2 separate regions of the Homo sapiens genome follow, and region 1 is linked to region 2. A link is an interaction called in ENCODE POLR2A ChIA-PET data of the cell type or tissue named here. Cell type or tissue: PC-9. All regions are shown on one strand. Each heading gives the region's core, and the rest is flanking DNA. Links, peaks and the distances in the headings are about the cores only. Region 1 has its middle 18 kb from the start of SRSF1. Region 2 has its middle 29 kb from the start of OR4D1.

The links. Peaks named below come from ENCODE experiments on the same cell type or tissue, not always from the same donor. Only the 100,000 strongest peaks of a DNase experiment are listed, where the experiment ranks them.
Region 1: POLR2A ChIA-PET joins it to region 2 with 6 read pairs; 3 of 35 experiments call an interaction of 5 or more read pairs at or near these places.

The regions. Positions count from the first base shown.
Region 1 is chr17:58,017,254-58,032,738 of GRCh38, reverse strand. No RefSeq gene overlaps it. Among named protein-coding and RNA genes, the nearest start is that of SRSF1, 18 kb to the right of the region's middle. In PC-9, for the core only: no CTCF peak of the experiment used is centred there; a DNase peak (open chromatin) is centred at 9,608; H3K27ac peaks cover 1,714 bases.
Region 2 is chr17:58,111,550-58,127,034 of GRCh38, reverse strand. No RefSeq gene overlaps it. Among named protein-coding and RNA genes, the nearest start is that of OR4D1, 29 kb to the left of the region's middle. RefSeq lists a silencer at 6,493-6,787. In PC-9, for the core only: a CTCF peak has its summit at 4,898 (motif pointing left); DNase peaks (open chromatin) are centred at 4,914 and 6,644; H3K27me3 peaks cover 523 bases.

The DNA of each region.
Region 1 (15,485 bases), core at 7,575-11,574, 98 kb after region 2:
TATTTTGTTTTTTAAAATAAACGTGTGCTTGTGATATGAAGTGCTATAAAGCATTGAACCCAGAGCAGGGGTCACTCTTTCCTGCATCTAAAGGTGGTATTTCCAAGACTGTTAGAAGGAATTGGCATGAAAATCTGGAGTTTAGGTAGAATCATCTTGTAAATAGAGCTATGAACCAATATTTTAGTACAGAATATCTTACTGTAACCCAAATCTATAACTATATTGTGGTACCGAGTCTTCGACTAAATAAGCCTAGTTGGTTAGCTTCTCTTGGATAAGGGACTTTATCTCATGAAGGTATAGAAGTAGATATTTGAAATGTTTTAGAAAATTTAAATCCTCTAAGATGTTAGATAATTTATTATATAAAATTTATTATTTCAATTTGAAATGCTTAATGTCTTTAAGCATGATATTTTTAATTTTTGTTTGTTTGTTTTGTTTTTTTGAGACAGGGTCTCACTCTATCACCCAGGTTGGAGTGCAGTGGCACAATCACAGCTCACTGTAACCTTGACACCTCCTGGGCTCGAGTGATCCTCCCACCTCAGGCTCCTGAGTAGTTGGGACAACAGGGACATGCCATCACACCCATCTAATTTTTTTGCATTTTTTGTGGAGACAGGGTTTTGCCATGTTGCCCAGGCTAGTCTTGAACTCCTGGCCTCAAGTGATCTGCTCGCCTTGGCCTCCCAAAATTCTAGGATTACAGGTGTGAGCTACCACATGTGGCCGATATTTTAAAAACCTTAATCAAAGTTCTCCATGCTTAGGGATGTAAATATGTTTTTGTTTGTTTGTTTGTTTGTTTGAAATGGAGTCTCACTCTGTCACCCAGGCTAGAGTGCAGTGGCGCGATCTCAGCTCACTGCAACCTCCGCCTCCCAGGTTCAAGCAATTCTCCTGCCTCAGCCTCCCAAGTAGCTGGGACTATAGGCGCATGCCACCACGCCCAGCTAATTTTTAGTATTTTTAGTAGAGAAGGAGTTGCACCATGTTAGCCTGGATGGTCTCGATCTCCTGACCTCGTGATCCGCCTGCCTTGGCCTCCCAAAATGCTGGGATTACAGGTGTGAGCCACTGTGCCTGGCTGTAAATATGTTTTTAAAGATAACTTAAAAAGTGAAATAAGCTGAGTGCAGTAGCTCATGCCTGTAAAACCAACACTTTGAGAGGCTGAGGTGGGCAGATTCAGAGTTCAAGATCAACTTGGGTAACATGGTGAAACCCCATCTGTACAAAACAAACCAAACAATGACAACAGCAACAACAACAACAAAATTAGCCAGGTGTGGTGGCATGTGTCTGTAGTCCCAGCTACTTGGGGGGCTGAGGTGGGAGGATGGCTTGAGCCAGGGAGGCTGAGGTTGCAGTGAGCTGAGATGACACCACTGCACTCCAGTCTGTGCAATAGAGTGAGACTCTGTCTCAAAAATAAAAAAAATAAAAATTTAAAAATGAAATAATAATTTAAGGCTTAACAACAATAACTATAGTTCCCCATCAGTTCCTAGTAGCATGCATTTCCAATCTTTTAGTTCTAGTAATTACTTCCATATTTCTATAGCATATTGCTCTCTTGTTTCATCAATTGCAGACAACATCTATGACTTCCTATTATGGTAGATGAGAATGTTTAACTCTCTTACAGCCCCCATCCTATTTCCAAATATACTTATATCACAATTTTGCTTGGATTCATGTTTTACTTTTTATTTTTTTTTTTTTGAGACGGAGTCTCGTTCTGTTGCCAGGCTGGAGTGCAGTGGCGCGATCTCGGCTCACTGCAACCTCTGCCTCCCAAGTTCAAGCAATTCTCCTGCCTCAGCCTCCTGAGTAGCTGTAGGGACTACAGGCACGTGCCACCCCGCCTGGCTAATTTTTGTATTTTCAGTAAAGACGGGGTTTCACTATGTTGGCCAGGATGGTCTTGATCTCTTGACCTCATGATCCACCCGCCTCAGCTTTCCAAAGTGCTGGGATTACAGGCATGAGCCACTGCACCCGGCCCATGTTTTACATTTTAATTATGATGATGATGTAAATATTGCTCAAGGTTGAGCCAATGTTTTACTATGATTTTTCTTCATTTTTTGTTCATTTGGTTCTCTTAGAATCAATATTGCCTCATTGTTAAAAATAAACTCTTAAAATTTTAGAATAGTTTTAGTTCACAGAGTTGTTGAGAAGATAAAACAGAAAGATCCCATATACCCCACACCCAGTTTCTCATATTACATTAGTGGGTATATCTGTCACAATTAATGAAACACTAATGATACATTGTTATTAACTAAAGTTAATACTTCATTCAGATTTCCTCAGTGTTTCCCTAATGTCCTTCTTCTGTTCCAAGATCCCACGCATGATACTTTGTTACATTTAGTTGTCATGTCTCTGTAGACTCCTCTTGGTTATAATAGTTTCCCAGACTCTCTTTGTTTTTATAATGTTGAAAGTTTTGAGGATTACTGGTCAGGCATTTTGTAGAATGACTCTCAATCAGGATTTGTCTGATGTTCTTGTAATTAGACAGGGGTAACATTTTTGAAGAGGAAGATCACGGAAGTAAAGTGCCATTTTTATCATGCCATACCAAGGTTACGTGTTATCAATATGACTTATCATTGTTGATGTTAATCTTGATTGAATGGCTTGATGGAGTTTATCAGTTTTCTTCACTCTAAAGTTACTTTCCCCTTTTCATTTGTCTTTTTTTTTTCTTTTTTTTTTAGATGTTGTGTCGCTCTGTCACCCAGGCTGGAGTGCAGTGGCGCGATCTCCGCTCACTGCAACCTCCGCCTCCTGGTTCAAGCAATTCTCCCTGCCTCAGCCTCCCAAGTAGCTGGGACTACAGGCACCCACCACCACACCTGGTTAATTTTTATATTTTTTAGTAGAGACAGGGTTTCACCATGTTGGCCAGGCTGGTCTTGAACTCCTGACCTCAGGTGATCCACCTGCCTCGTCCTCCCAAAGTGCTGGGATTACAGGCAGGAGCCACCACACCCAGCCTGCCCCCTTCATTTCTATACTGTACTATAAAAGAAAACCACAGGCTGGGCTCCTAATACATTTAATCATGTATTTATATCATTTATACTTTGGTGATACTCCAATACTACTTTGTGTATTTTTTTTCTTTGTTATTTCTCAGATTGTTTTAGCTTGGGCCATTGGGTGCTCTGTCAGTTGGGTCCTATATCCTTTATACATATCCCCATTATTGTGGTGGTTTTTTTTTTTCTTTCTTTCTTTCTTTCTTTCTTTCTTTTTTTGAGACGGAGTCTTGCTCTGTTGCCCAGGCCGGAGTGCAGTGGTGCGATCTCGTCTCACTGCAACCTCCACCTCCTGGGTTCAAGCAATTCTCCTGCCTCAGCCTCCTGAGTAGCTGGGATTACAGGCACATGCCACCACCATGAGCTACCGTGGCCGGCCTCATGGTGGGTTTTTAGTTTGGTTTTGGTTTTGTATGCACTTTCTTACTTTACGGCACTAAAAGATGCTCCAGACTCATTACGTATATTTCCTGTCCCAGTCCTACAATCAATCATTTTTCCAAGGAACCCTGGCTCTTTTATTGGAGAATGGTATTAGAAACCAAGATCTGGGTGCTAGGTGTGCTCATTGCTACTGGGGTGTCTTGCTTCTAGGCCCTCTCAGCTGACAGAGCAAGGAGAGATATGTGTGTATACTAACATGTGTGTGTATATATATATATATGCATATTTATAAATATATATATATGTAGCCATCTGTGTTAGTCAGTTTTTGCATTACTAAAAAGAAATACCTAAGGCTGGGTAATTTATAAAGAAAAAAGATTCAGTTGGCTCAAGATTCTGCAGGCTGTATAGAAAGCATGACACTAGCATCTGCTTGGCTTCTGGTGAGGCCCCAAGGAGCTTTTACTCATGGTGGATGGTGAAGCAGCAGCAAGCATGTCACATGGCAAGAGAGAGAGCAAGAGAGAGAGAGAAAGTGGGAGGTCCCAGACTCTTTTTTTTTTTTTTTTTTTTTTGAGGCAGAGACTTGCTCTGTCACCCAGGCTGGAGTGCAGCCATGTGATCTTGGCTCACTGCAGCCTCTGCCTCCTGGGTTCAAGCAATTCTCCCTGCCTCTGCCTTCTCTGGGTGGCAGTGGGGCTTCTTTCTGGCAAAGAGCTTTAGGAGTCCTTTTATTAAATCCTCATGGTTTGGTTTTGTTTAGTTTTGTTTTTGAGACAGAGTCTTGATCTGTCACCCAGGCTGGAGTGCAGTGGCACAATCTTGGCTCACTGCAACCTCCACATCCTGGGTTCAAGCGATTCTTCTTCCTCAGCTTCCCAAGTAGCTGGGACTACAGGCACACACCACCACACCTGGCTAATTTTTGTATTTTCAGTAGAGACGGAATTTCACCATATGGGCCAGGCTGGTCTGGAAACGGAGTTTCACCATATTGGCCAGGCTGGTCTGGAACTCCTGACCTCGTGATCCGCCTGCCTTGGCTTCCCAAAATGCTGGGATTATAGGCGTGAGCCACCACGCCTGGCCCCAGGCTCTTTTAAACAACCAGATCTCACATGAACTAACTGAGCAAGAACTCACCCATTATCACAAGGACAGCACCAATCCATTCATGAAGGATCCACACCCAAGACCCAAACATTTCTCATCAGGCTCCACCTCTAACATTGGGGATCTCATTTCAACATGAGCTTTGGTGGAGACATACATCCAAACCATATTAAGGTAAACACGAGTTCATGCTGATTTCTCTAATTCTAATTACCACACAGATTATTCTAGCCTCTGCCTCTTGCTTGTCTGTAAGCTTTCCTTCTAACAAAGAGAACCCCACTTTCACCATTGGCCATCCATTTTCTTAATTGTTCAATTCCAATATACATGTATAATGATTTTGGAATTCTTAACCTGTATCCCTGTGAGAAACAACTAGTTTTTTTTTAATTAACTAGTATATTTACGGTGTTTATATAGAATGCCTTTTGCCTTATAATTACAGACTCCACTCATTTCCAAAGTTACAGAGGTCAGACCCTTATTCCCTCATCCTCTCTGGAAAGATTGCTTTGTATGTTCGCAACACATTTAGATTCCTTTGTCACATTCTGCATTTCGTGCTGAGTTCCCCCAACCTCCTAAATGATTTAAATTTTCATACATTAAACTTTACTTTTTGTATAGTAGTTTTAGGGTTTTAACAAATGCCTAATGTCTCATGTTCACTATTACAGTGTCATGCAGAATCATTTCATCTCCCCAAAAAACCCTGATTGCTTCACCTATTCAACCTTCCTCCTTGAGACCCTGTTGACCACTGATCTGTTTACCATTTCAGTAATTTTGCCTTTTCCAAAATGTCATATAATTGAAATACAGCATGCAGTTTTTTCAGACTCCTCTCTTTCACTTAGCAATATGCATTTAAGATTTTTCCATATCTTTTCATGGTTTGATAGCTCATTCATTTTTATTGCTAAGCAATATTCCACTGTATGAATGTATCGATCCCATTTTTCATGCACTTAGATTACCTTAAACTTATAGTTAAATCTTGCAACACTACCCAACATTGAAGTGTTTTCATGCAAGTTTTACACGGTCAGTTGGTCAATGCTGTCAGATGATCTACCAGTTCCTTCTCTCCCCACCTCCTGCCCAGAGATACCACACCTGCAGTTTTCCATGGTCACCCCTCCAATCTAAACTAGCAGTCCTTGGCCAGGCGTGGTGGCTCACACCTGTAATCCCAGCACTTTGAGAGGCAGAGGCAGGCGGATCACCTGAGATCAGGAGTTTGAGACTAGCCTGGCGAAAATCCATCTCTACTAAAAATTCAAAAATTAGCTGGGTGTGGTGGCACGTGCCTGTAATCCCAGCTACTCAGGAGGCTGAGGCAGGAGAATCACTTGAACCTGGGAGGCAGAGGTTGCAGTGAGCTGAGATGGCGCCACTGTACTCCAGCCTGGGCACCAGAGTCAGACGCCGTCTCAAAAAATATAAAATAAAATAAAAAATAAAATAAAATATAGAATAGAATAGAATAAAATAATAAAATAAAGCAGTCCTCTAACGAAGCTATAGAATCGTTGTCCTGGATCTGTTCCTTGATATCATGCTGAAAATTCCTTTGTCTCTCTCTGTAAACCTCTTGTTCCCTGCATCCAATGTCTTCCTTTTTCATGGTTTGTTTCTTTATTTTGGTGGAACATATCCTCCAGCAGCTTCTGGAGAAATAGTAAATGGAAAATGCACTTTAATAATAAGAGCAAAAATGGGCAAAAGTCACAGATAAGCAAAAAAGAAGGAAAGAAAGAAAGGAAAGAAAGGAAGGAAGGAAGGAAGGAAGGAAGAAAGAAAGAAAGAAAGAAAGAAAGAAAGAAAGAAAGAAAGAAAGAAAGAAAGAAAGAAAGAATAGAAAATGCACTGCTGAAAATTGTGGCTTCACTCACGATTGAGAGTTTGGCTAGATTTAGAATTGAACATTAAAAATAATTTTTACTCAGAAATGTAAAGAAATTGCTCCATCATTGTTATTGTTGATTTTAGCTCCCTACATTGTTGAGAAATCTAATGACATCTGATTCCTGTTTTTTGTGTGTAACCTATTTTGTTCTTTAAAGGCTTTTAGGATATTTTCTTAATCCATAATGTTCTAAGATTTCATGGTGTTGCGCCTTATCAATTTGAAGATTAATGTTCTTCTGTTCTGGAAATGTTTTTGTACTCTCTCTTTAATAACAATATTTTCTCTACCACTCTGCTTTTTTGGAGTGCCCATTTGTAGTTTTTAAACTTCATAAATCTTTTATTTTTTTATCTTTTTTCTCCTTAGTGTTATCTATTTAGTTTATCTGTTCTAATTTCTAAGAAGCATGCTTGATTTTATCTTCTAACTCTTCTGTTTAGTTTTTCTTTAATTTTTTCTATCATATTATGAATTTTAAAGTGTTTCTCTCTTATTCCCTGATTTTTAATATATATACATACATATGCATGAATGCATGGATGTGTGTGTGAGAGTGTATACATATGTATAAAAGATAGATGGCAGATAGATAGATATTCCTGTTACTAGTTTGTAGAGATATATTATCTTTTATCCATTTGGGGAAACTAATTATAGTTTCTTTGAAGTTTTTTCCTGTACCTCACATTGTATCTGTTTTCTCTGAACCCTCTTTTTTTCCTGTGTTCACTTCAATCTCTCTCATTGGACATTTTCCTTAAACATCCCTAGCAATCCTAGGCTGGCTATTCATACTTATAAGGCATTAAAAGTTTATTGAAAGCACCATATATATGGGTGGGACTTCACTGAAAGGAAATCTCTGGCTGTAGTCTTTCTGCTTTTTGTCAAATCAAACTTTTCCAGAGATTTTATATTCTGTGCTAACCCCACCTTCCCTGGTACCTAGAATCTGTTTCTGAGCCTTTTATGGGTTTTGAGAGGGAACCAGCTTGTTATTTAGGGTGCCCACATTTGCCCTTCTGTAACTCTTCCAGCTTGCCAAGTCACCCATCACTTCCCCCTCTACTTTCTATTTTCCTATATGGCTCAAACCTCAAGTGTCTTCTTACTAGTTTTCTTTACTTTTCTTTTTCTTTCTTTTTTTTTCCTGCAAGATAGGGTCTTGCTCTGTTGCCTAGGCTGGAATGCAGTGGTGGCAGTGCAATCATAGCTCACTGCAGCCTCAAACTACTGGGCACAAGCAATCCTCCTGCCTCAGCCTCCCAAGTAGCTGGGACTATAGCTGTGCATTACCACACCCAGATAATTTTTTTTTTTTTAGTAGAAATGAGGTCTCATTATATTGCACAGGCTGGTCTCGTCGAGCCCTGGGCTCAAGTGATCCTTTCCGGCCTCGGCCTCCCAAAGTGCTGGGATTAAAGGTGTTAGCTACCTCACCCAGCCAATATTTGTGATTTTAATTTTTAAAAATTAAAGACAATTTGGTTAATTTAATTTATTTATTCATTTATTTTTTACTTTATAGCTCACTGTAATGTTGAAAGCCCTTTTTGTTTTCTTCTGTGGGGAGTGGAGTGGAGGGGAGGTATGGGGCAGGGACAGTTGTCTTGCTCTGTTGCCCAGGCTGGAGTGCAGTGGTGCAAACATAGCTCACTGCAGCCTTGGATTCCTGGGCTCAAGCAATCCTTCTGCCTCAGTCTTCTGAGTAGCTGGGACTATAGGCATGAGCCACCATGCTGGCTAATTATCTAAATTTTTTGTGGAGACATATTCTTACTATATTGCCCAAGCTGGTCTTGAACCCCTGGGTTCAAGCAATCCTCCCACTTCAGCCTTTCAAAGTGCTGGGATTATAGGCATGAGCTATTGCACCCAACCCCTAATTTTCTTTTCTTTTCTTTCTTTCTTTTTTTTTTTTTTTTTTTTTGAGACAGAGTTTCGCTCTTATTGCCTGGACTGGAGTACAATGGCGCAATCTTGGCTCACTGCAACCTCCGTCTCTCGGGTTCAAGTGATTCTCCTGCCTCAGCCACCCGAGTAGCTGGGATTACAGGCATGCACCACCATGCCCGGCTAATTTTGTATTTTTAGTAGAGACGGGGTTTCTCCATATTGGTCAGACTGGTGTCGAACTCCCAACCTCATGTGATCTGCCCGCCTCGGCCTCCCAAAGTGCTGGGGTTACAGGTGTGAGCCACTGCACCCGGCCAATTTTCTAAATATAATTATGTTATTATTGGATTGGTAAGTAGTGTTACATTAGGACATTTTTCTTTATATCAGATTTACGTGATGGCCGTGAGTGTCATTCCCAACACACTTGTGCAGCTAGCATTCTGGGTGTAAATTAAGTTACACCAATTAGATCTATAGGTGGACTATGCAGCAAACTAAAACTTTTAGCTACAGCCAACCACTACCAAACATCTACTATCCACAGCAAAATAGCTACTTAGTAATGTCTGCAGTGGATGCCTCTGTTTTTAATTGGAATTGGAAGTGCCAATGGAAGTGACCCAGTTATCCTTTCCCATTGCAATAGTGCTTTCTGTGTAAGCTCATTTGTTTTTGGCTGGTGTACTGAAAATCGAGCTAATGAATCTGGAAGATGAGGATAATCCATCAAAAACCAAGGCATCAAGATGACAGTATCAAAATAGAGAATACCCAACCATCAAAGTCCATTTACTGAGCAACTTCTGTTTGCCTGTGCCTCGGGCTGAAAACTAAAAAGTCACAACACCTTTCCTCATGGAGGTTTCAATTCACTTAGACAAATCACGACATGTATATGAGCAACAATTACCAAACAAGACCGTGGAGAAAAGCGGCAAGGTCCCTCTTCCTGATGCTACGCAGTATGTACTGCTAGTGACATTTCGGCTTCAGTCTCTATGGTGTTGAGAATCCACTGCAGCAGTGGCAGCCAGATAGTACAATTCAGTGATGAGACAGTTGTGGTGGTGGCTTCTACAGCTTCCTGATCCTGGCTTTATGATCTCTGAATGGCATTTTGGTCAATATGCCAGGAATCTTTTGATCCCAGTAGTTTACTTTTGGCCTCTGGATCTCCACTTTCCTGTCTGTAGCAAAGGAAGCATCATTCTTGATAGACCAGTTCTGCAACATTCTGGGAGTCATGCCAGAGATATGCCTAGAGCCTACCCCTCCATCTCTTCCAAAAAGTTTCTAAATACCTAATCTAATCTACTGTATTTAATCCCTTTCTGCTTAAAATACCTACAGTAGGCAGGGCGAGGTGGCTCATGCCTGTAATCCCAGCACTTTGGGAGGCCAAGGTAGGTGGATCACCTGAGGTCAGGAGTTCCAGACCAGCCTGACCAAAATGGAGAAACCCTGTCTCTGCTAAAAAAATACAAAATTAGCTGGGTGTGGTGACACATGCCTGCAATTCCAGCTACTCAGGAGGCTGAGGCAGGAAAATCCCTTGAACCCGGAAGGCGGAGGTTGCGGTGAGCCCAAGATCGCGCCATTGCACTCCAGCCTGGGCAACAAGAGCAAAACTCCATCTCAAGAAAAAAAAAAAACTAGAGTGTTTCTGTTTCCTGCATTGAACCCTGACTAATGAACCTTGTTAGGAATTTGAAGTGTTTGAGGGAATAAGATATATTAAATTTTTAATTACTTGAAATATTTAATAAAAGTTAATGAACTACTTATATAATATGCTAAATGTTTAGGGATTTAATCTTTTTTTTTTTTTTTTTTTGAGACAGAGTTTTGCTCTTATTGCCCAGGCTGGAGTGCAATGGTGCAATCTCAGCTCACTGCAACCTCCACCTCCCAGGTTCAAGCAATTCTCCTGCCTCAACCTCCCAAGTAGCTGGGATTACAAGCATGCGCCACTATACCTGGCTAATTTTTTGTATTTAGTAGAGATGGGGTTTCACCATGTTGGTCAGGCTGGTCTTGAACTCCTGATTTCAGGTGATCCACCCGCTTCCGCCTCCCAGAGTGCTGGGATTACAGGCGTGAGCCACCGTGGCCTGGCCGGGATTTAATTTTTTACATATAAGTATTTTTTAAAATAAGTATTAGTTGAATATTAATCACAGAACAAGTAAAAATAATGAATCTTATTTCTTATATAACATAGGATTAGATTAATAATTATCAAGATTTGTAAGTTGAGTTTGAAGACTTAAGAAAAACTACTGGGTTTAGTGGCTTACACTTGTAATCCCAGTGAATCAGGAGCCTGAGGCAAGAGGATCATATGAAGTCAGGAGTTCAAGACCAGCTTGGGCAACATGGTGAGACCCTCATTACAAAAAACCCAAAAATTAGCCAGGGGTGGGACATGGTGATGCACAGCTGTAGTTCCAGCTACTCAGGAGGCTGAGACAGAAGGATCATGTGATTCCAGGAGTTTCAGGCTGTAGTGAGCTATGATCACACCACTGCACTCCAGCCTGGGCAACAGAGAGACTCCATCTTAAAAAAAAATCAATGTTTTTAAAAAAGAAAAACTAGGCGGGGCACGGTTGCCCCGCCTGGAGTGCAGTGGCGCAATCTCTGCTCACTGCAAACTCTGCCTCCCGGGTTCAAGTGATTCTCCCACTTCAGCCTCCTGAGTAGCTGAGATTGCAGGCACACACTACCACGCTTGCCTAATTTTTTGTATTTTTAGTAGAGACGGGGTTTCACCATGTTGGCCAGGCTGGTCTGGAACTCCTGACCTCAAGTGATCTGCCTGCCTCAGCCTCCCGAAGTGCTGGGATTATAGGCATGAGCCACTGCGCCCAGCCTCATAATATCTAATTAGTCATAAGACAGACTGACTTGAATTTCGCATCTTATTCCTTCTTCCAAAGAAGAGTAAAGTTGATCAGTCTAACCACAAATGTTGAAAAAGCAAGGAGATAGGTTTTTGCAGCCTTAATAATAACCACTGTTTATTATGGTGCAGGGCACAGAGTAGCGCAGAGCATAGAGTGCTACTATATTCAGGGCACTCAACGACTAGTTGATTTCCATGTTATTTCATTTAATCTTCACAACAGCTCTATAAGTGCTATTATTGACCCCATTTTATAGGTGAAGAAATACAGGCTTAAGCAGGTTAAGAGAGTCATGCAAGATCACACAAGTAAGAAGTGGTATTGGGGATTTAAGCCCAAATCCATCTCGTTAAAAGCCCATCTTTCTGCTGCACTTTCATGCCTTTTAGTGATAAGATACATGGGCTGTGCCTCTGCCAACTCGTGGCTACCAATATGTAACATAAGCAAGAAGCAAACCTCGGTTATTTTCTTAAGACACTGATATGTTTGGAGTTGTTTATTACTGCAGCCTTATCTAACAGAAGCTGGCTGATAACAGGTATCTTTATTTTCTATTTACAGTGGTGTAAACCTTGGAAACTGTTTTAGTATTAATAACTTAGTACAGTGCAAAACATGCTTGGTGAGAACCTCTAGTAATTTATACCATCCCCAAACAAGTACTTTTTTTTTTTTTTTTTTTTTGACAGGGTATCACTCTGTCGCCCAGGCTGAAGGGCAGTGGCGCAATCTTGGCTCGCTGCAACCTCCACCTCCCAGGTTCAAGCGATCCTCCCACCTCAGCCTCTTAAGTAGCTGGGACCACAGGCGCGTGCCACATTGCCCAGCTAATTTTTGTATTTTTTGTAGAGGCAAGGCTTCGCCATGTCGCCCACGCTCTCAAACAAGTGTTTTATTTAGACAAATGCTCAACAATGATTGATGCTCTCTGGGGAAGACAATGAATCTGTTGGGGGCATTGGCTTTGCCATTCAAATTTGTGGCAACACAAATCCCTGTATAAATATCTAGAGAAGTATATTTTCTTAAGAGCAATTAGAGAATTTTAAAACTGTATTGTCAGATGGGAAATGTAAATAGAGCCCCATATTTTCCTATGTGTATTTGCAAAGTAATTAAGAATTTATAAGAAACTTACTAGAATTATGACATAACATTATTAACAAGGTGCCCAGGCAAATGCCTATAATTTTCCTAGCCTGGATTTAGTTGAGGCTAAGAAAATGTATACTAAGGTGATAAGCAGTTATTGTATCTATAGAGGTGGAAAACCTGAATAATTCTTTAGGACAGACTGTTTCCTTTGTGTTAGGAAGTCTGCCTAAAGAGGCTCTTCAGTTGCACAAATTTAAAGCAACACTCACTTCTCTTGGGAAAAGTTATAAACAAACCTTTTTTCTGAATGCAAATATATATATATATATATTTTTTTTTTTTTCTGAGACAGAGTCTCACTCTGTCGCCAGGCTGGGGTGCAGGTACAATTAGAGCTTACTGCAGCCTGGAACTTCTGGGCTCCAGTGATCCGCCACCTCAGCATCCTGAGTAGCTAGAACTACTGGCATGTGCTTCCCTTGCTGTGTGTGTATCTGTAAACAGGGTCTCTCAGGTCTCCAAAAAACTGGAGACTCAGAGCCAGGGGAAATAATTTTTTTCTCCCCTGGAGTCTTAATTTGATGGAGCAGAAATTAACCTGGAGTGAATTGCAGCTGGTGAGCAGAGTGGCTCCTGGCCACATGGAAACAGATGGGAGGCAAACAAGGAAAGACCCCCTGGACATGGGTCTGGACTGTAAACTGTAAACACATCTAGTAGCCTCCTGGGGACAGGGTGGTGGTACCAGCACCAGCCTGAGAGTGAATGATCCCAGTATTGTAGAAAAACAATATGAACATTTTGGAAATTTCACTTGCAAATTCCATAGTGAGTGGACACTAATATTTACTTAGAACAAAACCTGTCATGGACTCATTGTGTGCCACATTACTTCAACGCAAGAATGGTTACAGAAACCTGCCATCATTGAGCAATTTTGATCAACTAGACTTAAAAAAGAAAGAAAGAAAGAGAAAGAAAGAAAGAAAAAGAAATCAACTGCAGTAGAGCAATACCTCCTCTTCTAGGCTGGGCAGATGGGCAGGAGAATTTCTTTCCACCAGCTCTCAGTACCTTATCACTGAACTGTAGTAGTGGCTGATGAAACACGTGTTAGCAACCTATCGCTTGAAAAGGTTCATTATTTATGTTGACAACTAATAATATATTACCCATGACAGAAACATCTGCAAGAGGAAAAGGACACGCATGACAAAGCTGAATATTTGAATTAGGTTAAGCACAAATGACAGAAGCAGGTTATTATTTTCCTTTTGGTAAGGGGTTGACAAACTTTTTCTGTAAAGGGCCAGATAGTAAATATTTTGGGCTTGTGAGCCATGAAGTCTTTTTTTTTTTTTTTTTTTCCTGAGATGGAGTCTTGCTCTTTCACCCAGGCTGGAGTGCAGTGGCGAGATCTCGGCTCACTGCAACCTCTGCCTCCAAGGTGCAAGCGGTTCTCCTGCCTCAAACTCCCGAGTAGCTGAAACTATAGGCACGTGCCACCACACCCAGCTAATTTTTTGTATTTTTAGTAGAGACAGAGTTTCACCATGTTAGCCAGGATGGTCTCAATCTCCTGACCTCATGATCCACCCGCCTCAGATTCCCAAAGTGCTGGGATTACAGGCGTGAGCCACCGCGCCTGGCAGAGCCATGAAGTCTTTGTTGCAACTACTCAACTCTGCCTTTGTTGAATGAAACCAGCCATAGACAATATGTAAACAAGTGGTCATGGCTGTGTTCCAATAAAACTTAAATATGGACACTGAAATTTGATTTTCATATACTTTTCACATGCACAAAATATTATTCTTCTTTTGTGTGTTTTTTAACCACTGAAAAATATAAAAAACATTCTTAACTCATGGGCATTCCAAAGAACAGGCCGTGGGTCAGAGGACTGTAGTTTGCTGACCCAGTGCTCTCGGTCTAATAAGCTCTGCAATGGTCCTGCAAGTAAATACACAAAAGTAACTGTGAGAGATTTTTAGCTCACCTAATCTGGAATACCTTTTGAAAAGAGTAAAGAGGAAAAAACTGTCACATACTCAAAACCTGAAACTAAAAAATTTATCAAAATTAATTTTCTAACATACTTGATAGTAGTAGTAACACAGAATACCACTATTACTATTAATAAAGATAGCTAACATTTATATAGGACTCACAGCATAAGAATCACAAAAACGGCCGGGCACGGTGGCTCAGGCCTGTAATCCCAGCACTTTGGGGGGCCGAGGTGGGTGGATCACCTGAGGTTAGGAGTTCAAGACCAGCCTGGCCAACATGGTGAAACCCCGTCTCTACTAAAAATACAAAAATTAGCTGGGCACGGTGGCGTGTGCCTGTAATCCCAGCTACTTGGGAGGCTGAGGCAGGGGAATTGCTTGAGCCCGGGAGGTGGAGGTTGCAGTGAGCCAAGATTGCACCATCGCACTCCAGCCTGGCCAACATGATGAAACCCCATCTCTACTAAAAATACAAAACTTAGCTGGGCATGGTGGCGCGTGCCTGTAATCCCAGCTACTTGGGAGGCTGAGGCAGGGGAATTGCTTGAGCCCAGGAGGTGGAGGTTGCAGTGAGCAAGATTGCACCATCGCACTCCAGCCTGGGCAACAGAGTCAGACTCCATCTCAAAAAAAAAAAAAAAAAAGAATCACAAAAACAAAGGTAGCATTTTTCGCAAATAAAGTATGTCTGCAATATGTTTTTATAGGACCTTAAAGAGCTACTTACTCTAATTAGGAAATGTATAATATGAATTGGAGTTTGAAAAAGAAAGAACTAGGCAGAAATAAGGGGAGAGCAATTATAGTAGTAATAAGAAAAGAAAAACATGGTGAAAATACATCTTTTCATAATCGATTTTTTTTTTTTTGAGACAGAGTCTTGCTTTGTCACCCAGGCTGAAGTGCAGTGGCACGACCTTAGCTCATTGCAACCTCCACCTCTCGGGTTCAAGTGATTCTCCTGCCTCAGCCTCCCAAGTAGCTGGGATTACAGGCGCATGCCACCACTCCCGGCTAATTTTTTGTATTTTTCTACAGATGGGGTTTTGCCATGTTGGCCAGGCTGGTCTTGAACTCCTGATCTCAAGTGATC
Region 2 (15,485 bases), core at 4,275-8,274:
ACATACTTAAAAATATTAAAATACTGACAATACCAAGTGCTTACTAGGATGAGAAGCAACTAGAACTCTGACATTGCTGGTGGGATTACAAAATGATATTGCCACTCTGGAAAACAGTTTGGCAGTCTTATAAAGTTAAATACACTTTATAATATGACAACAATTCTTAGGTATTTACCCTAGAAAACTTAAAAGCTTATATTCGCACCAAAACCTGTAAATAAATAGTTGTAATGGCTCCATTTATAATTTCCAAAACAACAATAAACAACTGGAAACAACCCCATGTCCTTCAGTGGTAAATAGATAAACCTAACATTCCTCAGTGAGAAAAAGCAATGAACTGTTGATACATGCAACCACTTAGATGAATCTCAAAGGCATTATTGAATGAAAGAAGTTAGTCCTAAAATGTTACATGCTGTATGATTCCATTGATATGACATTCTCAAAAAGACAAGCCTATAGTGATAGAGAACAGATGTGTGGTTGCCAAGACTTAGGGATGGGAAGGACAGTGTGATTACAAAGGGGTAGCATGAGGGAGTTTTCGGAGGTAATGAAACTCTTCTGTATCTTGTGGTGCTTACCTAAATCAACGTGTGTTAAAATTCATAAAACTGTGACCAGTCACGGTAGCTTACATCTGTAATCCTAGCACTTTGGGAGGCCAAGGCAGGAGGATTGCTGGAGTCCAGGAGTTTGAGACCAGCCTGGACAACATACTGAGACCCTGTCTCTACCAAAATTTAAAAAACTGTTTTCATTAGCCAGGTGTGGTGGCAGCCTCCCAGTGACTTGGGAGGCTGAGGTGGGATGATCGCTTGAGCCTGGGAGGTCAAGGCTGCAGTGAGCTGTGATCATTCTACTGCACTCCAGTGACAGAGCAAGACCTCATCTCAAAAAAAAAAAATTATAAAATTGTCTACAAAGTCAACTTTACTGAATGTTAATTCAAAATTAAAATGAAAACATAAAGCTGTAAAGGCAAAGATATTTTCAGATATGCCAGGTTTTAAAAATTTACCTCCCACACACCCTTTCTCCAAAAGCTACTGAAAGATGTGCTTTTGTGACGGCATGATGAAGAGAATAAAGAAGGAAAACACGGGATCCAGACGTGAGAATCAACACAAAAGGAAAATGATGGAAACTTCTTAGGCAGTGGTGAAGAGAAGTGCCAGGAAGATAACTGCTTCCAGGAAGACAATGTGTTTAAGAAGTAACCTGTCCAGTTTGTGGTAGGATGATGTACTGCTCCCAGAGGACTGATATCAAGAGAAAAGCAGAATTGATAGATCATTTGGGGTGTCTGAACAAAAATTCAAAGAAGATTTTCAGTTCTGGTGGAAAATTTCAGAATGAACTAGTGTATAGAAAACAACACAAACAAAAAAAGAGGCAATTATTAACTTCAGGAAGTAAAAAAGTTGGAATGTAATTATAGTACAGTTTATGACTCAACTATCAATATTAATTGCATTACCTTGATAATATAAACGCCGAACCAATGGCATACCAAAGATGGATGGTGAGAGCGGTCTGCCTCAAGCGCTGGCAATAAGAAGTGCATTACTGAGGGTAACTTTAAAACTATCACAAAACTAGAAGTCAGTGTGGTTTTCATTGTCACTGTGCACTAGCAATTCTAAATAGTGTCAATTATAAAATTCTTCTTTCCCCCCACTGAAAATTTTTTGTTTGTCTAATTTATAATTTATAAATAATTTCTGAAATTACTGTTGAGCTTTAACATTATATTTGCAAGCTTCAAATGAACACATTCTTATTATTTATCCTTTAATAAACATTTTATGTTTTACATGAAAGCTAATTGAGCAACTCCCAGTTGTACATTCCATCTTCAACACACACAGATTCAGCTACAGGCAATTGTTTGAGAGTAAACTTATAATAGTTCAGAATCATTGTTCAGGTTCATTTCTAGTGCAGTTTATGTCTCTACCCCTGTGGTACCACACATTCCTGCTTTTAAACAGTAGATTAAAAATAATTCAAGCACAGTATTGTAACGACAAAGAAACAGAACTTGAGTTACTTCATCTTGTCATTCTGTGCAAATCACTTGGAGTTTAAAAATAATGAAACAGTGCAAACAAAAAGGTACAATATAATATTTTTGGTTGGTAAATGCCAGTTTTTGTTCATATATGATATGCTTTACTTAATTTAAATAATTTTAAAAAAATTTTTTTGAGACGGAGTTTCGCTCTTGTTGCCCAGGCTGGAGTGCAATGGTGCCATCTCAGCTCACTGCAACCTCCGCCTCCCGGGTTCAAGCAACTCTCCTGCTTCGGCCTCCTGAGTAGCTGGAACCCGCTACCACAGGCACCCGCTACCACACCCAGCTGATTTTTGTATTTTTAGTAGAGATAGGATTTCGCCATGTTGGTCAGGCTGGTCTCGAATCCCTGACCTCAGGTGATCCACCTGCCTCGGCCTCCTAAAGTGCTGGAGGGGTGAGCCACTGTGCCTGGCCTAAAATTTATTCTTTTTTTTTAATTATTAGGTTTTTTTGTTTGTTTTTTTTTGTTTGGTTTGAGACGGAGTCTCGCTCTGGGAGTGCAGTGGTGGGATCTCGGCTCACTGCAACCTCCGCCTCCCGGGTTCACGCCATTCTCCTGCCTCAGCCTCCCGAGTAGCTGGGACTACAGGCGCCCGCCACCATGCCCAGCTAATTTTTTTATATTTTTAGTAGAGACGGGGTTTTACCACGTTAGCCAGGGTGATCTCTATCTCCTGACCTCATGATCCACCGGCCTCGGCCTCCCAAAGTGCTGAGATTACAAGCGTGAGCCACCGCGCCCGGCCATTAATTATTAGTTTTTAAAACTAAAGAATGAATCCAGAAAAATGTAATGTATAATTAGTGTTATTATTAGTACTTTCCTAAATGGTACCCTTTGGAGACATTTGTTTTATTTTTAAAGATCACTTAATAGTTATTGAACAATTACTAACCTAAAATATTAATATATCAGATTGTAACTAAAGACAAAAATTCTGTTACATAGATATAAGAATTCTTTGATAAATAGTTGTGCTTTTTGTCCTGCAGGAGCTTGGAAGAACTTGCGGTCATTTGTAATATTGTTGTGAAACCAGCAACTGATTCAGTTTGTAATTACTCTGAATTTTATAAAGAAACTTGAAGTGAGGTACCCATACTAACATGAAACAATATTAATCCAGTGGACTTCAGTAAGGAAAAAATGTAAAAAAGCAATGTATGGCTCTATCTTGAAATGTATAATACCTTCAACATTACATAAAGTTACTGAAAAAGCTAAAAAATTACAAGCTGGTGCATCCAAGGCACCTACACTAAAAAAGACGCAATATTAGGATGATTGCTTTTCCTTTTTTAGTACTGCAATATTCATTTTTTATTTTTTACTGTTATTAGTTATATGAAGTTCAATAAAAAAGGTTCACTGTTTCTTTTCCTTACTATTACATATTTGTTTTATTTCATGATTATTATATTTTTATCACCTCCTAGGTGATAAAAAATGATCCAGTACAGCTGTCACATATGTTGGCAGGCCTCTGCACTGGATCTTGATTTAATGAAAAGTGGTGATAATTATATGTGGAGGATGAGAGGATGCTGAGTGTATGTATATGTGTGTTAGGAGAGGTCTAGTAAATCATCGAAAAGCTCAGCTGCCATAGCAAGAAGTCACTGTTTGGGGGCTGTGAACATGACAACAAAGGAGATCGTTGTAAAAGGTAGGGATTACTCCCTCAGAGCTGTGAGGTTTGGATAAGTGAAAATAGGGAGCAGAGAAATGCAATTTTTCATTTAGGGCCAAGTGGTAAAACTTGACTTTTTAAACTATGTGCATGTCTTACTTTGAAAAGATGTCATTACAAAGCCAAAAGGACTTAAAAATGAAGAAGAGCCGGATGCGGTGGCTCACGCCTGTAATCCCAGCACTTTGGGAGGCCGAGGTGGGTGAATCACCTGAGGCCAGGAGTTCGAGACCAGCCTGACCAACATGGAGAAACCCCATCTCTACTAAAAAAAAAACACAAAATTAGCCAGGCTTGGTGGTGCATGTCTGTAATCCCAGCTACTTGGGAGGCTGAGGCAGGAGAATCGCTTGAACCTGGGAGATGGAGGTTGCAGTGAGCTGAGATTGCGCCATTGCACTCCAGCGTGGACAACAAGAGCGAAACTCTTGTCTCAAAAAAAAAAAAAAAATGAAGACAGTGCAAAAAGATTGGGAAGTCAGCTTTACACACTAATTATAAATGCTAGGAATTACAATTACAAAACAGAATATAAATAATATAAATCCCAACAAGAGAAAAATCAACATAAGCAACAAAATTGGGAGATTGGCAAAGGGAGGAGGGAGGAAGTGTAACTGTGCTAACCATCTCACCTTTTATAGCGGGGGATCAATCAATACTGTCTGAAATCGAAATGTGTGAGGTTTGAAAAATCAATGACTCCAACCTCTTTATGATTTTATGGTTTTTATAACCACTTGTCCTTACCCTTATAAGAATCCTTTTAGTAATTAATATCTCCTGGGGTGGAAACATTATTTAAATTATAGCCATTCCTTCAGATCTACTTCAATTTATTTTTCTTCTGTTGAATTTCATTAAAATTTCAGAAGCTTAATTTGCATTTTTGATAAAATGTAGTGATTAATTTTTACAAAATCATTTTTGTCTAACCTTATGTAAAACTTTCTCTTTCTATCCATTTATTCTTCTTGTTGTTTATAAGCACAGAAAGATATTTGAAATAATGTTTACCAGTTACTGTCTTCACCCATTCTAAAATACTGATTTTTTTTTTTTCACATATAAACAACTCTGAAATCTAGTGACCACACAATGGCTGACAGCCAGGTGGCAGCCATGAAGTAGTTGTCATTGCTGACATCTTCTGGTAAGATCAAGCAAGTTCCAGCATCAAAACTCCAAGCAGTGCCTTGGAAATAAAGTCCAGAGACAATAGCTGAGCACTCGTTTTTGTTTTTTTGTTTTTTTTTGAAACGGAGTTTCGCTCTTGTTGCCCAGGCTGGAGTGCAGTGGTGTGATCTCGGCTCACTGCAACCTCTGCCTCCCGGGTTCAAGTGATTCTCCTGCCTCAGCCTCCCGAGTAGCTGGGATTACAGGCGCCCACCACCACACCTGGGTAATTTGTTGTATTTTTAGTAGAGACAGGGTTTCACAGTGTTAGCCAGGATGGTATTGATCTCCTGACCTCATGATCCGCCCGCCTTGGCCTCCCAAGGCCTAGGATTGCAGGCGTGAAGCTGAGCACTCTTTTAAGAAATGCTGCATCATTGATACTCTTGATGCACAAAGGATATTGTATTCACACACACACACACACACACACACACACACAAACACACACACACACACAACGACTGAGCCAAAAGGTGATTCAGAAGAGTTGAACGCTAAATGTGAAGGTGTTTTAGAAATATATTGGACCAATTTATTTCTTATATTTTTTGTTTATGTTTGTATATGAGTAACATGCTATAAAATATATATTTATACAAGTTTAAAACAGTTCTTTTAATAAAAACTCTAGATTATGTAAAGCATTTTGTTATGGTTTAATTGGTAGGTTTTTTTTAGTGATACAAAAAATGATTTGAAGTATAATCAAAACCTAGATTTGATGAACTATCATATTTTTTTTCTGAGGTGGAGTCTCGCTCTGTTGCCCAGGTTAGAGTGCAGTGGCACGATCTCAGCTCACTGCAACCTCTGCCTCCTGGGTTCAAGAGATTCTCCTGCCTCAGCCTCCTGAGTAGCTGGGATTACAGGCGTGCGCCACCACGCCCAGCTAATTTTTGTATTTTTAGTAAAGACAGAGTTTCTCCATGTTGGTCAGGCTGGTCTCGAACTCCTGACCTTGTGATCCGCCTGCCTCAGCCTCCCAAAATGCTGGGATTACAGGCGTGAGCCACCACGCCCGGCCTGAACTATCATATTTCAGAGTGACAGAACTGGGTGGTTTGTTTCTTCTTTAAACTTTTCCATATGGCTTAATTTTATAATGAATATGTTATGAGGAATATTACATATAGTGTATATTATCATTACATATAAAATATATACAATGTATTATATATGACATAAAATATGTAATTTATATATTATACATATTATATAATGAGTATGTAATAAATATGTAAAATTCTCCATATGGCTTAATTTTATTATGAACTCTTTGATATAATAACTAGTATTTCACTTGAGCCATCTTGATATTGCCGTCCCAATATTGTTCATAGTCACCTTTGCTTAGCCTCATGCAGAAATTTCTCCCTATTCTTCAGCTTTACAGTGTCTTGGCCGTGTTCTAGGTCTAGGGTGGTTTCCTTCATGGTGGAAGTGAATACATATTAATATTTCAAAGCCAAAGAACTCCCTGACACTCTCTTGGGGCTGTGCCTTTCTAAGAGCCTCTGTGTATTCTCTTCCCACCCGCATATCCTATATTCCTCTACCTTCTTCTTCCTTACCTGTTTCAGGATTTTTGAAAGATGCTGGACACAAGTCACCAATGTTCTTGTGCTAGAAGAAGAATTCGTGTCCTAAAGAGCAATGGTGGTGTTTCAGGACCATGGACAGTAGCACATGGCTACAGACACCTAAAAAAGCTCCCAACGCTCACCTCACCCTGCAAGTTCCTCCAGAAGGGCCCGTCAAGGCTGGCAGTGGACACCTTGCAGGTTAAATCCATGGTCTTCCTCCAAGTCGGGCTTAGAAAACTCCTCCCCACAAAATATCACATAGTAGGCACTGAATAAATTTTTGTTCAATTAATTAACAAATTTATTACAGCAAAGGGTTGCACTTATGTGCTCAATTCACCCAACAAATATTTATTTAAGCCCCTATTGTGTGACATGCATGAACCTTTCAGACAGGATGTTTTGTGACTGAGGTCCCTGTTTCATGGTGTGTAGCTGGTGTCTTATGAGTATGACAGTAGGCGCTACATAGGGCTGCTTCCTGCCTGCATCTCTGGTAGAAAGTAAAGTCTAATACAATTTTTCCTGTTTTCTTCTGTTAAAATTCTGGACCACTTGTTTGTCCATCAACACTTCTTCTTCTCTTCTGATTTCTGTCACTCTCCCTAGAGTCTAAGACATCAGAGAATGCAAATAAGGTCTTTCTCCCTCGTCTTCATTCCCAGCCCTACAGCACCATCTCAGATTTTGTACTGTGCAACCAAATCTTTCCCCACTCCTACTCCCATTTCCATCACTCTCCCTAGAGCCTAAGACATCAGAGAATGCAAATAAGGTCTTTCTTCCCCTGTCTTCATTCCCAGCCCTACGGCACCTAACGTTTCAGATTTTGTACTGTGCAACCAAATCTTTTCCCACTCCTACTCCCACTCCCATCCCTATTCCTTAAACAAGTACAAATGTCTTAAAGGAAAAACACCTGCTTTTTGTCATTGTCTCTTCTGAAGTACCTAGCATAGAGCCTGGCTTGTAGTTGTGTGTCAGTAAATAAATGACTCAATCAATAAGAATAAAAGCCCCATGAGGATGGGGACTTTTGACTGTTTTATAATATGTTAGACATTCGATAAATATATGTTCAATTAACTGATTAATAAATTAACATATTTATCTGTGATAAATATCACAGAGAAAGGTTATGCTTATCTGCTCATTAATTCCACCAGCAAATATTTATTAAGCATCTATCATGTATCATACACTAAGATATATAACAGAAAAAAATCTTCGTCCTACTGGAACTTACATTCTAGTGGGGGAAATAGAAAAGAAACAAGTAAATACACAGAAAAACAGAATAATATAATTTGAGACAGTGCATAGTGATGTAAAGAAAATAAAGCAACAATGAACAGTGGTGGTTATTTCGGGTCACATGGTCAGGAAAGGCCTTTCTGAAGGATGGCATCTGGGCAGAGACTTGAATGTGGTGAAGGAAAGGCAAGGATCAGGGGAAGAGGGTCTCATGGAGAAAATCAAGTTTAAAGGCCCTGGGCTGGAATGAATGTTTGAGGAACACAAGAACCCAAGCTGTAGGGACTGAGAGTGGGGGAGGGTGATAAAAAATGAAGTCAGTGAAATCACGTTAATTATTTACATATTAATTTACAGATCAGCTCTGAACCACAAAAAACACACACACATCTCCACACACACAAAAATATAAAAGGGTAGTAGCCAGGCATGGTGGCTCGTGCCTGTAATCCCAGCACTTTGGGAAGCCAAGGTGGGTGGATCACAAGATCAGGAGTTCGAGACCACCCTGGCCAACATGGTGAAACCCCATCTCTACTAAAAATACAAAAATTAGCTGGGCGTGGTGGTGCACGGCTGTAATCCCAGCTACTCGGGAGGCTGAGGCAGGAGAATCACTGGAATCTGGGAGGCGGAGGTTGCAGTGATCCAAGTTCGTGCCACTGCACTCCAGCTTGGGTGACAGAGTGAAACTTCATCTAAAAAAAAAAAAGGTACATAGTAAAGTATCCCTCCCATCCATGTCACCCTGCCACCTAGTTCCCTTCCTGATAGGCAACTAATGTCATTGGTTTCTTGTGTGTCCTGTGCATATATAAACAAACACATACATTTATATATTAATCACCCTCTTTTATAGAAATAGTAATATACTGTACACTGTTCTATACTGTGTTCTTTCTCTTAACATATCTTGAAAATCTTCCTAAATACTTTGTTTGCAACTGTGTGTATTGTGAGGATGTCCTGTAACTTGTTTAACCAATCCCCTACTGGTGGTAATTATATTTTTAATATTTTGCTATCATGAAAAACCTACCACAAGCCTTTATACCTAAGGCTAAGGCTTTGGAGTAAGATCAACCAGGGTTCAAATTCTGGTTTTTACTTAGAAGCTAAGTGACTTTGGGATGCTATGCAGGCTCTGTTCTCTGTTTCCTCAGCTGCAAAATGAGGATCCTAATACTATCATGACAGCCTTTTGGGGAGATGTATGTGAAGTGCTCAGCACAGTACCTAGCCCAAGAGTAATATTGTCCTAACAAAATTCGCCACATACTGAGTGCTGCTGTATACTGGGCTCCAAGCTGAGAATTCACATGTTATCTCGTTTCATCTTCACAAGCCTAAAAGGTAAGGACTACTATTTCCACATTTACCAAAGAGTAACTGAGAGGTTAACCAATATGCCTCTCAAGTCCTGGAGAAACAGAAGAGGATTCAAACCCAGGGTTTGCTGACATCAGAGACCGGCTCTGAACCATTACATCCATCTGCTGGAGCTCAACAAATGTAGTTACCATCATCCTCACCATCATCATCACTGTAACCATCACCATCATCATCACCATCACTGTCACATCACCATCACCACCATCATCATCACCATCACTGTCACTGTCACCATCACCGTCATCACTATCATCATCGCCGTCACTATCACCATCATCACCATCACTATCACCAGCATCACCATCATCGGCAGCATCACCATCATCACCATCATCACTGTCACCATCACCATCATCACCATCACTGACACCATCACTATCACCATTATCACCATCATTATCACCATCACCATCACTATCACCATCATCATCATTGCCATTACTTGCTTTAGGCCCATTGATCTCTGACTTGGCCTGTGCCTGCCTTTATCTTCAGATTCCCAAGCAGTTGGTGCAAATTTTTCCAGAAACAATTTTTTTTTTTTTGCTAATTTCAGGCCATTGTTTTTTCTGACTTTGGCTGCCTGTGCATGCATGTGTGTGTGTACACACACACTCACACTCAGGCAGACCAAAGGGTCTGATCACAGACCACAGCATCTTTTGGGGATGGTCCACATGTCATCATTGTCTTGGCAACATCAATAGCTCAGGCCAGCTGAGCAAAGTGAGGTGAGTGGGGAGGGTGGTCTCAGATGGCTGTAGTCCATCTCTCCCACTCCCCACCCCACCACTGGGAATAGTAGATTGAGAAGAAAAAGAATAAAAATCAGCAGCCAGCTAGTGAGTGTCCACCACATGAAAAGAAGAGTGTTTTATATGTGTTACCTCAAATCCTCAAGATAGGTGCTCTCCAATCCCTTTTACAGACAAGGAACCTGAATCATAACAGAGCTAAGGTGAGTTGCCCAAGGCTAAAGCCAGTGCATGGCCAAGCCAAGATTCTAATCCAGGTCTGGGGAGATGGAGCATGGTTGCATTATGGGGAAACATCAGTGTTACCATCCCCAAATCCCAAGAACTAGGGTCAACTGGAGAGAGGCAGAGAGCCAAAAGTAGTCTCTGTCTTCCCAGACCCCTCCCCTTCCCTCCAGGCCTTCTCTGAGGCCGACACATGTGCCAGGAAATCCACTAAGGCTTTCTCTCCACTTCCTTCAACTTCTGAAATCCTGCCCTCTTCAAGTGTACCTTCAGGATGGGTTCGTTATGTCACTGTAACAAATGAACCCCAAATCTCATGTTGGGCATGGGAGGGCAGTTGGATCTGCTTATCTTCATCCCTTGGGAACCCAGGTTAATGAGACTTCATTCATCTTGGTGGGTAGGGGTTGTGGCAATTCAGCATGGGTTCTTACAGCTCCCACCTAGATGTGACAGACGTCACTCATCCACATTCCATTAGTCAAGGTAAGTGCGTGGTCCACCTACCTCAATGCGTGCCTGGAGGGGAAAAGAAATGTTCAGTGAGCAGCATTGGTGACTACCCCAACCAAAAGCAGTGCCCCTCACTGGCCCCTGGTCTGAGCCCCTCCACACCACTTCATGGCCTGCCCCAACTTCTCTGCTACCCCACTGGTGCATACACACTTAGCCTTTATGGGCACTCTCTCCCCTCCCCCAAGGTCACGAGGAGCAGTGGACATATCTACGGAGTCCACAGGGTGCTATTCAGCCACAGGGGTCCAGTTGCTTCGTTGCAGCACCAATCTTGGGCTAGAATAGCAGGAGGTCCCAGGAAGGCTCCCGTGCCTCTCACTGGGCTGAGAGTACCACACAAAGCCAGAGAGTCCTCCCAATCCCCTCCCAGGCCTGGGCTTTCTCAGTTGGTCAAACACAAATAAGACAGTCCGCCCTCTCAGGAAGTTGGGGCCTGAATGAAATGATCAGACATCACACACAGCCTGGAGCGCAGGTGGGTGGTGCAGGAGGCAGGAGGAGTGGGTGTGTGGAGATGGAGGGAAGGACCACCCAGGGGCCAGCCCAGGGGGACAAAGCCATGGTGCCCTTGACTCAATAACGGAGGACATTAGCATGGGTGTTCAGAAATAAAGCACAAAAGTAGGTTAGGGTGAGATCGTGGAAGGACTGGGTGCTGGGAAAATGAATTTAGTGTTTATCTAGGAAAAAAATCAGAAGCCACTGAAGGACCGAGGATGGAAGAGCACTGCCATCAAGCGTGGACCCTCAAGGGCCCACCTGGCTTCAACCCGAGGGAGGGATGGGGACAGGGAAGCCAGGGAGGTGAGGAGGCTTTTGAAACAGCCCAGGCAGGAGTAACAGAGGAGCATAGAGAGGAAGGAACTCACGACCCACTGAGGAACACGCTAGCTGGGGACATAGGTCATCAGCCCCGTGAGCTCCCCTACACAGAGACACTGACACACAGACATCTCCTTCAGTGTCCACAGGCCCCACAGGCACTGACAGGAGGGGCCCAGGGCCATGGCCTTCTGTTTGGGGTTGGGAGTGGGAGAGTGTCAGGAAGGATCTGGAGCATGGGCAGCTTCAGGGAGTGCCTCACATCAGGGACCAGGGCCAAGGATAAACAGTTGATGGTGTTGAATACAGAATCACACACACACACCACACCAGGCTCAGAGGCAGGCAGACCCTGGTCCAAATCCTGGCTTTGCTTCCTACTAGCTGTGAGATCTTATGCAAGTCTCTCAACCTCTCTGAGCCTCAGTTTTCTCTTCCGTAAATTGTCGATAATAAGATCAACCTCCTGGCTTCTTGTGAGGCTTACAAAGGAATAGGAATAGCTATGATAGGCATGGCAAAAATGGCTATGCATTCTTGCCTACCTGTACCTATGCCCCTGCAGTGGGACCTCCTAGTTCCTCCCATCAAGAGGTGAAGTCCATTTCTCAACCCCTTGGATCTGGGTGGATCATTGTCTTTGGACAAAGGGACAATAGCAAAAGTGATTCTAGAATAGACGTGAAAAGTGCTCATCACAGGGGCTTGCTCTCTTATGCTCTAGGAACCCACAAGCCCAGGCTAGCCTGCTGGAGGAGGAGAGACACATGGCCCAGTTGCTTTCTTCACTCCAGTCAACAGCCAGCAAATGCCCAGGAAACAGAGCCACCTCGCTGACATGAGGCTGACTGCAGGCCCAGGAGTGAGCCCAGCCATGGCCAGCAGAACTGCTCAGCCCAAATCACCAACCTGCCAATCGTGAGTAAATAGATGGCTGCTGTTTAAAGCTGTAAAATCAATTGATGGGCTTAGGCTTTGCCCAAGATGAAGTAACAGGAACCTGATTTATCTTCCTGCATGAAACAGCTAGAATAACCAGGCAAGAATCTGGACATTGGGTGGATCACAAAGGATGGTGATGCGAGAGATGGGAAAACCACATGAACTCCACGACAACCCCAGCTCACAGCCTAGAAAAATGTTTCCAGGCCACAGTACAGACAAAGGGAACCCAGGTGGAGCCAGGGAGCTTCTGAGTTGAGGAGACACAGCAGAGTCCCAGGAGATCAAGGTGGCCAGAGTTCTTAGGACAGAGTACTGGGGAGGAGAGAGCTGCACAGAGAGCCTCAGAGATGTGCAGAGGGTGCCCCTCAAGTATTCAGCAGTGTACTCATCAGCTCGTGCGTGTGATGAAACCACCCGAGGTCCTTCTGAAAGGAGGAGAGAACAGTGCCCAGGACTCACACAGAGCCAGAAACAGTGCCCGCTGCCTCCAGCTAGACTGGAATTGAGTAGAATATGCAGGAAGGCCATGCCTCAATAGTGGGGAATAATTGGTCCTAGACAGAACACTCCTCTGGAGGTCCCTAACAAAAGCAAGACCTAAAAGGATCAGACTGTTTCCAAATAATTGCATCCAAGAAAAGCTAACTGACGTAGAAACTAAAACATATGAGTGCTCGTGATATTCCAGCAACTTTAAGTATATGTAAGCATTTTACATATATTACTACATTTATATTACTTTATTTACAACAATGCTCTGAAAGAGCTGCTATTATTATCTCCATTGTACAAATGGTAGTCTGTACATACAGAGTACCTGGCACATAGCATGTTCAATAAATAAATGCTTTTTCCTTCAACTTGCCATCTTTGCTCCCTGTCTGCAACCATTAATAACCAAATGACTTTTCCCGAGTTCTACATCCACTACAAAGATTATGGCTTTAGGAAGGCAAAAACTTCAGCATTCAGGAGGAAAGTGGTCCCTGGAATTCTGAGAGTCCTGGATGAAGAGTCAGGAGTGAAGACTCCAGCCTGGCCCTGCCACCACCTTGCAGGGTGACCCTGAGCCAGCCTTAACTTCTCTGGGCCTGATTCGCCGCATTGCAGACGGGTGAATTCAGATTAGGTTTTCCCTAAAGCAAACTTCTCGCTCTAGAGGCCAGGATGCCTCAACCATCCTCAGGCTAAAACTCTGATAGTAGAGGATGGCAAAGTTGAGGAAAGAGTGCATTCATCTCCACTTGAATACACATGTACACACGCTCACACGCACACACGCGCGCATCCATTGCCAGCCTCTGATTGCCAGCCTCTAATTGAGCCGCTCTCTGGCCCTGTGCAGCATTACCCACTTCAGCCAGAAGATGGTGCTGCTTCTCCATGAGAGTTCAACTACATTCGTTCAAAACTTAATGGTTGAGCACCTGTGCCCAAAACGTTGCGCTGGGCAGTGTGAACACAAAGGGGATTACAATATGGATCGCTCTTTCCAGAACTTTACACTGTAGTGACAAACAACCAAAGGTACCATGAAATGAATTGGGACTTTGCTGGGACGAAACTAAACATTACTGAAAAGTGCCAGGCACGAGCTGCTTTACGACACTTCTTTTCAAGACTAGGGCTCCTTCCCCAATGTATACATATGTCAGAACATCATGGTGCACACCATAAATACATACAATATTTACTTGTCAATTAAAAAAAACATTAAAAATAAAAATAGGTAACCAGACACAGTGGCTCACGCCTGCAATCCCAGCACTTTGGGAGGCCAAGGCAGGTTGGATCACCTGAGGTCATGAGTTCGAGACCAGCCTGACAAACATGGTGAAACCCCGTCTCTATTAAAAATACAAAAATTAGCCGGGTGTGGTGGCGTGCGCCTGTAATCCCAGCTACTCAGGAGGCTGAGGCAGGATAATTTCTTGAACCCAGGTGGCAGAGGTTGCAGTGAGCTGAGATCACGCCACTGCACTCCCACCTGGGTGACAGGGCAAGACTCTGTCTCAAAGTAAAAATAAAAATAAAAAATAAAAATAGGCCAGGCGCAGTGGCTCACGCCTGTAATCCTAGCACTTTGGGAGGCCGAGGCAGGCAGATCACCTGAAGTCAGGAGTTTGAGACAAGCCTGGCCAATATGGCGAAATCTCGTCTCTACTAAAAATATAAAAATTAGCCGGGTGTGGTGGCTGGCACCTGTAATCCCAGCTACACGGGAGACTGAGGCAGGAGAATCACTCGAACCTGGGAGTCGGAGGTTGCAGCAAGCCGAGATTGCACCACTGCACTCCAGCCTGGGTGACGGGGCGAGCTCCATCTCAAAAATAAATAAATAATAAAATAATAAAATAAAATAAAAGTAAACAACAACAAAAACCCCAGGGACTCTAATTTTCAAGATGATAAAAGTACAAAGCTGGTAAATGTTTATTTGATTTCTGCTTCTCTGTGGCCTTCACAGCACAGGGCACCTGACTGATGATCAGTAAGTTTGCATTGATTGATTGATTGAATTATAACTGCAGACAGAAACCTAAAGGCTAAGTCAGAGTGGCAGGAACAAAGAGAGCCCTCAGCCCAAACGCTGCAATTCCTAGATGAAAAATGAGGCCCAGAGAGAGAAAGGAAGAAAAGCCATGTGCCTGGCCCAAGGGAGGAGCTCCCTAAACATTTGCTAAATTCATAAAGTGCTTTTGCCTATGTCATCACTTAGTCCTCGAGGTAATAGTTTTTATTCCTACTTTCCAGATGAGAAAACTGAGGCTGCCACAAGGGATCTGGCCAAGTGACAATGTGACTTCAAATTACTTTGTACCCTTCCTTCTAAGCGTAAGAGTTTACATTTTGATTGTGCTTGATAGTTTGGCAAGCACTTTCATAGACACACTTTCATTTCCTTTAATCCTCTGCTAAGGAACAGAGCAGAAAGTGAGGGCCACCACGTCAGAGACAACTGCTTTTCTCCTATACCAGTTTATTTTTAACTCAGGTGTTCTTGGGGGTATAAGAATCACTAAAATAAATTATTTGG